Linked DNA regions of Homo sapiens: region 1 is linked to region 2. A link is an interaction called in ENCODE POLR2A ChIA-PET data of the cell type or tissue named here. Cell type or tissue: GM12878. All regions are shown on one strand. Links, peaks and the distances in the headings refer to the core of each region. The heading gives the core; the rest is flanking DNA.

Evidence for each region. Peaks named below come from ENCODE experiments on the same cell type or tissue, not always from the same donor. Only the 100,000 strongest peaks of a DNase experiment are listed, where the experiment ranks them.
Region 1: POLR2A ChIA-PET joins it to region 2 with 7 read pairs; 5 of 35 experiments call an interaction of 5 or more read pairs at or near these places.

Annotation. Positions count from the first base shown.
Region 1 is chr14:49,928,002-49,932,390 of GRCh38, forward strand. All of the region lies in intron 4 of LOC100506446 (a long non-coding RNA gene), which reads right to left. Among named protein-coding and RNA genes, the nearest start is that of MIR6076, 36 kb to the right of the region's middle. RefSeq lists enhancers at 2,280-2,329, 3,913-4,389. In GM12878, for the core only: no CTCF peak of the experiment used is centred there; a DNase peak (open chromatin) is centred at 2,200; H3K27ac peaks cover 395 bases.
Region 2 is chr14:50,036,485-50,040,873 of GRCh38, forward strand. LINC01599 (long intergenic non-protein coding RNA 1599) reads right to left here. Exons shown (of 9, transcript NR_131171.1): 5 at 2,908-2,985; 6 at 2,531-2,773. Among named protein-coding and RNA genes, the nearest start is that of LINC01588, 31 kb to the left of the region's middle. RefSeq lists silencers at 1,441-1,530, 1,967-2,261 and an enhancer at 2,121-2,170. In GM12878, for the core only: a CTCF peak has its summit at 1,995; DNase peaks (open chromatin) are centred at 1,547 and 2,337; H3K4me3 peaks cover 727 bases; H3K27ac peaks cover 3,643 bases.

The sequences.
Region 1 (4,389 bases), core at 299-4,298, 110 kb before region 2:
TCTTATAAAATTAAATATACCTACTTGTGACCCAGAAAAATGACCACATGTTAATAAAAAGACTTGCACAAAATGTTCACAGCAGCTTTATTCATAATAGCCCCAAACTGGAAATAGTCAATGTGTCTATCAGTATGAGAATGGTATATTTATACATGTGGTATATTTATACAGCAGACCACAACTCAGCAGTAAAAAGTGACTACTGACACATAAAACAACATGAATCTCAAAAACACTACGCTGGGCAAAATAAACCATACACAAAAGAGTATGTATTCTATGATTCCATTTATATGACATTCTTGAACAAACAAAGCTAATCTGTGGTAGAAAAAAATCAGATGGTGACAGTGTGCATGTGAGGGCATGAAGTGTGGACTAACTGGGAAGAGGGATCGGGGAACTTTTGGGGTAATGATAATGTTCTATATTTTGCCAGTGGTTGGGTTATACATATGTATGCATTTATCCAAACTCAGCAAATACACATTTAGAGTGTACATTTCATTGTATATAAATCTTACATAAAACTATAAACAAATATTACATTCTGTTTAATAATATGCATCCCAAAGTACTTAGGGAAAAATGTAGTGATGTCTAATTTTCTTTGAAATGCATCAAAAAATAAGATGAATTAATGATGAATAGCGGGATGATAGAATGATATGGGAAGCAAAATAAAATGGTAATGCTTAAATCTAGGAAGTGGGTACATAGGTATTTACTATAAAGTTATTTCAGCTGCTCTTTAAGACTTTTCATAATAAAATATTGGGGGGAAATGCCCTTAACCTTCCTTTAGTGTGTTCTGGCTGGATATAACTTTTTCTTTTAATATCTTACATAAGTGTTAAAGCCTTTCTCCTCAGGGGGAATTTATGTCACACTTTTCAGAATTTACATAATATCTAATTTAAGCTGTTTTAAAGTAATCAGTTAATGACCTTTAATCTAGATATAACTTTATTTATTTATTTTTTTTGAGATGGAGTTTTGCTCTGTTGCCCAGGCTGGAGTACAGTGGCATGATCTCAGCTCACTGCAACCTCCACCTTGTGGGTTCAAGTGATTCTCCTGCCTCAGCCTTCCAAGTAGCTGGGACTACAGGCGTGTGCCACCACACCTGGCTAATTTTTGTACTTTTAGTAGAGTTTGGGTTTCACCATGTTGACCAGGCTGGTCTTGAACTCCTGGGTTCAAGTGATCCTACCACTTGGCCTCCCAAAGTGCTGGAATTATAGGCATGAGCCACTGCGCCCAGATCTTTTTAACTTTTAAAAGATTTAATTGACAAATAAATACTGTATATATTCAAAGTGTACAACACGATGATTTGGTTTGCATACACATTGTGTAATGATTTTATTTTTTCTTTTTCATTCACTTATTTCCTGAACTCCGGCAGCTTACGTTTTACCTCCTTTGGTCATCTCACCTTCTCTTCTTCAAGATATTACTTCTGTTTTATGATTGTTTTGTGGAAACAATTGCTTCATTACATTTTTTAAAAAATTTACAGCAAGAGACCGGGTGTGGTGGCTCACGCCTGTAATCCCAGCACTTTGGGAGGCTGAGGAGGGCGGATCACCTGAGGTCAGGAGTTCGAGACCAGCCTGACCAACATGATGAAACCCCGTTGCTACTAAAAATACAAAAATTAGCTGTGGCACATGCCTGTAATCCCAGCTACTTGGGAGGCTGAGGCAGGAGAATTGCTTGGACCTGAGAGGCAGAGGTTGCAGTGAGCTGAGATTGTGCCATTGCACTTCAGCCTGGGGAACATGAGCGAGACTCCATCTCAAAAAAAAAAAAAAAATTTGCAGCAAAATGTTCAAAATTTTAATCTGCTCTGAGGTAATGTTTTCTTTTCTTTTTTCTTTTTTTTTTTTTTGAGACGCAGTCTCATTCTGTCACCCAGGCTGGTGTGTTGTGGCATGATCTCGGGTTACTGCAACCTCTGCCTCCTGGGCTCAAGTGATTCTCGTGCCTTAGCCTCCCAAGTAGCTGGGTGTGCCACCACACCCGCTAATTTTTCTATTTTTAGTAGAGACAGGGTTTCATCATGTTGCTCAGGCTGGTCTCGAACTCCTAACCTCAGGTGATCCCCCTTCCTCACCCTCCCAAAGTGCTGGGATTACAGGCGTGAGCCACTGAGCCTGGCCTGAGGTAATGTTTTCATGGTGATTATTCATCAGCATTTGTTTTTCTGTTTCTTTTTCATTTCCTTTTTTTTTTTTTGAAGCAGAGTCTCGCTCTGTCACCCAGGCTGGAGTGCAGTGGCACCATCTCAGCTCACTGCAATCTCCACCTCCCAGGTTCAAGTGATTCTCCTGCCTCAGCCTCCCAAGCAGCTGGGATTACTGGCACGCACCACCGTGCCCAGCTACTTTTTGTATTTTTAGTAGAGACAGGGTTTCGCCATGTTGGTCAGGCTGGTCTTGAACTCCTGACCTCAGGTGATCTGCCCACCTTGGCCTCTCAATGTGCTGGGATTACAGGCGCGAGCCACTGCACCCGGCCTAATTTTTGTTTTTTTAGTAGAGACAAGGTTTCACCATGTTGACCAGACTGGTCAACCACTCAAACTCCTGACCTCAAGTGATCTGCCCGCCTTGGCCTCCCAAAGTGCTGGGATTACAGGCATGAGCCACAGCGCTCAGCCTCTTTTTCATTTTCTTCCTTAAATCTTTTTTGGTTCTTTTTTGACTGTTCATCTTTGAATGAAGTGAATTTTCTTAGCTCAACTATTTACAGGAGATTTGTGTTGTGAAGGGGTCAGGGACATCTTCTGTATCAGTGGGAATTTTTCTTTTGATCCAGGGTTTTGCATATGAGATACTTTAGCCTTTTCTTCTTCGCAGGCAATGAAGACAGGCAGCTGCACAGCTGTGCACAGTGGGATCTCTTCTCACTTCTCATGAACATGTGGCTTCCTGTGAATATGACTTGTGTGTGGAGTTCTAATTTAGTCCCAATTTCTCTGCTACTCAAAATCAAAATGGGTCCAGAGAAACTGGTGCTACCAGCCTACCCACCTGTGTTAGTCAGTTGGAACTGCCGTAACAAAATACAACAAACTCAGTGGCTTAAAACATCAGGAATTTATTTTCTCACAGTTCTGAAGGCTAGAAGTGTGAAATCAAGGGGTCTGAGGGTTGGTCCTTCTTGAGGCTCTGAAGGAGAGTGTGCTCCATGCCTCTCTCCTCGCTGCTGGTGGTAGCCCTGGCATTCCTTGGTTTGTAGACGCATCACTACAATCTCTGTCTCCGTCTTTGAATGCTGGTCTCCTTTCTATGTCCGTGTCTACATTTTCCTCTTTTTTTTTTTTTGGAGACAGGGTCTTACTCTGTCACCCAGGCTGGAGTGCAGTGGCACAATCTCGGCTCACTGCAACCTCCACCTCCTGGGTTCAAGTGATTCTCCAGCCTCCGCCTCCCAAGTAGCTGGGATTACAGGTGTGCACCACCATGCCAGGCTAATTTTTTTGTATTTTTAGTAGAGATGGGGTTTCACAATGTTGGCCAGGCTGGTCTTGAACTCCTGACCTCAAATGATCCGCCTGCCTTGGCCTCCCAAAGTGCTGGGATTGCAGGTGTGAGCCACTGAACCCTGCCATTTTCCTCTTCTTATAAGGACACCAGTCGTTGTATTAGGACCCATCCTAATCTAGTATAACCTCACCCTAAGGATTACATCTACAGAGACCCTATTTCCAAATATGGTCACATTCACAGGTACCAGGGGTTAGGACTTTCACATATCTTCTGGGTGGGGGGTCACAAATCCATAACACTGCCTTCTTCCCATTGTTGCACAAATGGGGCTATTACTTTTTTTTTTTTTAACTTCAGTATACACATCTCACTGGGTGAGCTATTAAGCTCTTACTGAGCTCTTCTGGGGCCCACTCTCGGCCTCCTGTTGTGCCTTTCCTCACAAGCCTTTGCTTTTGGTACCCCTTACACTTATTTTACAGTTATTTTGTTTTACCTGTCTTAATTTTTTTTTAAATTGAGATAGGATTTTCATTCTGGTCTCTTGTGTCCTTTGTTTTGGGAGATGATTTCTGAGGGATGATGGAATTACCAACTTTATGTGACATCTTCAAGCAGGAAATGCCTTGGGTCTTTCTCATTCTTTAGGGGTCACTAACACACTGAACTGAATAAGAAAGGAAGATACTACCAGGGCGTGATGGCTCACGCCTATAATCCCAGCACTTTGGGAGGCCAAGGCAGGCGGATCACGAGGTCGGGAGTTCAAGAACAGCCTGGCCAACATGGTGAAACCCTGTCTCTACTAAAAATACAAAAATTAGCTGGGCATGGTGGTAGGCACCTGTAATCCCAGCTACTCAGGAGGCTGAGGCAGGAGAATTGCTTG
Region 2 (4,389 bases), core at 136-4,135:
CCAGGGCAGGCCTAGCTCTGGTGTGGGAGTCAGGAAAGAGAGGAGGTGCAGGGCCGAGGGGAGGATAAGGGGATCAAGGAGGTGATGAAGGAGGCTGGGAAAATAGCTATTGTAATCACAGACTTTTCTATAAAATAGGTAATTTATGTGTAGTGCAGAACAATGATCTTTTCATTAAGCTGAAAAGAAGCTGTGTATAGTAGTTAGGATTATATTTGGCTGTGTGTGACAGAAAATGTCAAAGTAATAGATGCTTTTTTAAAAATTGACCCTTATTTCTCCCTTTTACAAAAGAAGTCGGGAATTAGGCAATCCAGGGCTGGTATGGCAGCCCAAGGCCATCAGGGAAGGAGGCTCCATGTAATACGCTGACCCTCCAACCTTAGCATGTCTCGTCCCTAATGGCTTTTCAGCCTCCAGCCAGGTACCAGGTAGCAGGAAAGGGCCTTCTCAGAGGCCCCGCATATTACCTCTGCTGACATCTCATTGGCCAGAACATAGTAAGGTGGCCACATAATCTTTTCTCTGGGTAGCTATGTACCTAGCAAAAACTGGGGACTTGTTATTAAGAAAAGACAAAAAGTTGGAGACCTACAGTGGTCTCCACTACACTGTATATGAAGGCAAGACAGTTAATTTCTACCTAAATTCCCAAATGTATCCTCAGGAAGAGAATGTTTCTGAAGCATGAATTCTTTGTGCATTGGAGGATCTTCCCTTTCAACCTTCAATTGCACTGCGTGAAAACCACTCCTCAGGTTCTCAGCTTCAACCTCACTTTCTCAAGGAACCCTCCTCAGGCCCCTCAGTCTGCATTAGGCTTCCCTGTTTTATGCTCCCATTGCACCTTATGCTTCTGCTTCAAAGCCTCTGCACCCTGGTCATTATTGACTCATCTGGAATTATGTGTGTAAGGGCTGTCTTGCCTGTAATCTAAACTGTAAGCTCCCTGAGGGCAGACTCTGCTTCACCCTCCACTGTCTTCCAATGTGTGGCACCTAGTAGGCCCTCAATAAGTATTTGTTAAGTGATTGAGTGATTAGAATATGAGAGAGACCCCAGATTCAAGGCCATTTCCACCGAGACCTTTTTTTTTTTTTTTTTTTTTTTGAGACAGAGTTTTGTTCTTGTTGCCCAGGCTGGAGTGCAGTGGCGCGATCTCGGCTCACTGCAACCTCCACCTTCTGGTTTCAAGCAATTCTCCTGCCTCAGCCTCCCAAGTAGCTGGGATTACAGGCATCTGCCACCACGCCCAGCTAATTTTTGTATTTTTAGTAGAGACGGGGTTTCACCATGTTGGCCATGCTGGTCTCAAACTCCTGACCTCGTGATCTGCCCATCTCAGCCTCCCAAAGTGCTGGGATTACAGGTGTGAGCCTCTGCACCCGGCCAACCTTTTCTTTCTTTAACTAGACTTCCCTGGCTGAGACCAAGACAAAACCAGATTCCCCTGAGCTGTGCACCTGCCGGGACTGGAGCAGCCCAAATGCCCATGGGAGGGCTGTTGACTGGGGCTGTCAGACCAGGCTCTCCGAGGAGGACTCCCACACCCACAGCCAACTCCACTTTACAAAACCAGCTCCAGCCAGAAGTATGCTCGGGGGGGCAGGAGAACAGAAACTGCAGTAGTGTGGGTGGATTTTAAATCTGCAAATGCAACTGGCTGCCCAATGTTTGGGAGATAAAATAGGTCACTATCCTCCCCTTGGTTCGGCGTCACTCCCAGGCCCTAAAGGGGAGGGAAGAATTTTGTGATCTTTGCTGTCACAGGCTATGGACAAATTTGGTTATGTTCAGCTTTACAAGAGCTGCCCGCCCACCTGACTCTTGTTCACAAGACCCCTAAAAATCAGAAAAAGATCAGTCCAGGCTGTTCAGAGTTGGATGGGGAATCTTCCTGAGGACAGTTTTTAAAGAGTCCATTTTGACACCAGCCAAGACAAAAGCCAGGACCCAGAGTCTAGACAGCTCCCAAGCCTGCCGTTTTCAACTTGGCCTTAGGATGGAGTCTTCTGTTCTCTGGCAATGAATGACAGGCTTTTAAAGGAGTGACAAAGAGCAAGCCCTGGAGAGAGCCCCATGAGGCCTTGGGGTAAGGGCTTCCAGGACTGTTCATGAGAAGCTGTGCATGTCTCCCTCCAGCTTCCCCAGATGAGACACCAAGATTGAGAAGTGAAGAGTCATCTCCAATTTGGCAGACATCCTGACCCTCCACACTCACCATTCTGATATTTAGTCATTACCATCCTGGCATAGTTAACCACTTCTCCTTCTGACTGAGAAGCTGAAAGTGATATTCAGCCTGGGTGTGATGTGGGGATTTTCTGGGACAGGGCGGAGATGATGAGATGCTGGAGTTGCATGAGCTGGTCATTACAGTCAAGACTTGTGAACCAGTTGTGAAACCCTTGGTAACCTGAAATCTGCTATGGTGGGAGTATTTACACTACAGAAATTGGCCAATGCTGCAAATCAGGGTTTCTTTCTTTTTTCAGTGAGACACTGCACCAGCACACACTGCATTACTCACGCAGGAGGAGCTCTGGGAGGGCGGGAGAAAACCATGGGTGAGCAGAGTTGAGGATGTTTGGTGCTTCCCCTGATGGCTTCATCATGTCATCTTTCTTGGCTCTTCATGGTCAGTGTTTTCTCCGTGGAAACACCAAGAGATTCTACCTCTGCTCCGTCAGCAAACAAGGAAGTCATTGATTTTCATGGCCCCTGTGCTAGAGAACTCCAAGAGCCCAACTTCTTCAAGCAGCAGGCCCATTTTCTGGTGGAGAAGAGAGAAGGCAAAGCCAGGGAAGGGCATTTAATAGTGACAACTCAGCGAAAAGTAGAGGCAGCCCAATGATCAAAGGTGTCTTCCTTCAAAGCCCCTGAGTGAAAACAGCAATCCATGCTTACCGATGAAGGCCACAGGTGATGTTTCTTATGTGAGTGCATCCATCTGCTTCAGGTCATATTTTCAGAGGTCATACAAGGCTGAAAGGAAGCAAATCATTTTCATGAGAAGGATAATAAATGAGACCAGGATTGGTATCGAGAAAAGTTTTTAGACATTTCTGAGCTGGCCAGCCTGGGGAAGAAAGTGCTTCTAGATACACAGATTTCCAGGACTCTCCCTGAGAGGGTTAGATTCTGGGGGTCTGCAGATGGGGCCAAGAACCCGTGTTTTAAACAGCCCCTTCCTCACCCCGTGATCCCGCTGATGGCAGCCTGCGGACCGCACTTGGAGGAACTGGTCTAGTGAGGGTCCTCGGAGGGCGTTTTGCAGTGGGTGGAACTGAACTCTGAGTGGGATCTTCCTTCAGTACCTAGGCCCTGCCCTGCCATGGCTATGGATCTTCAGCACTCATCCTTGGGGACTGGTGCTGGGTGTTACGGGAACAGCATAAAAACACAAAACAAAAAAATTCCATTTCTCACCACCGGCGGTGAGAAATGGGGGTGGAGCCTGGAACTGTGGTCACAGGGCTCCAAGAGGAGCAGCCAGGATGCCATTGCACAACCAGCCACCTCTAAGAGAAGCAGGACCAGGCCCAGGGCTAAGCCTTCACAAGCCCTGCCGCCAGCTGCCAGCCACCCTTCCTCCCTGGGAGAGCCAGAAAGGGAAGCATAGTGAAGCCCTACATGGTGGCCTCCATCAACAGGGAGGCCCCTCTCCTCCCTCTGCCGCAGCCATCCTACTTTCGGCCAGAATGTCCCAGGGCCAAACTGAGGACAGGGCGGCCTCTCCAGAATCCTGCCCTTAGGGGCCCTGCCAGAGACTGGTTTTTCTTGTTGGAGGCACCTCTGCACAGTTTGCATTTATAAGGCCTGAAGAACTCATCCCAAGAACCCAAGCCCACTTGCAAAGATGGGATAGAGAAGGGGCATGGCATTCCACAGATGGGCTCACTCTGGAGAGGAGCTACTGACCCAGCAGCAGTTCCCCCTCCCTCACCCCTGCTCACCACCCCAGGAAGACATCCGAATCCCCATCAAATGGTCCCTGCCAAGAGCATCGTGGTAACATGGGGAAAGAGAGGATGCTAAGTTGCCCCTCTGCCCACTGGACTCCGTCTCATCTGAGGAGAATTCCACAGCAGCCCCTTCTGGGCTGTGCTCTTTATGTCTCTAAGCCACTTCCTGTTTCCTTTTCTAGGTCATAAGCCAGGCTTATAGTTGGTGTGAGTCACTTACCTAGGAAGCCCAGAGCACACGGCTGCCTCTCAGGGAGGGAGCAAAGGATACAGCTTAGAAGTGCAAGGCACTGGTTTGCTCCTAAAACACATAGATTGTCCTAGACTTTTAGCAGTGCTGTGTACCATGGCCCCCAAGCAACGCACGCCTGGGAGATCCGTGATTTGCCCAATTTGCGTTCCTCTGCTGATGCCAGGCTTTCAG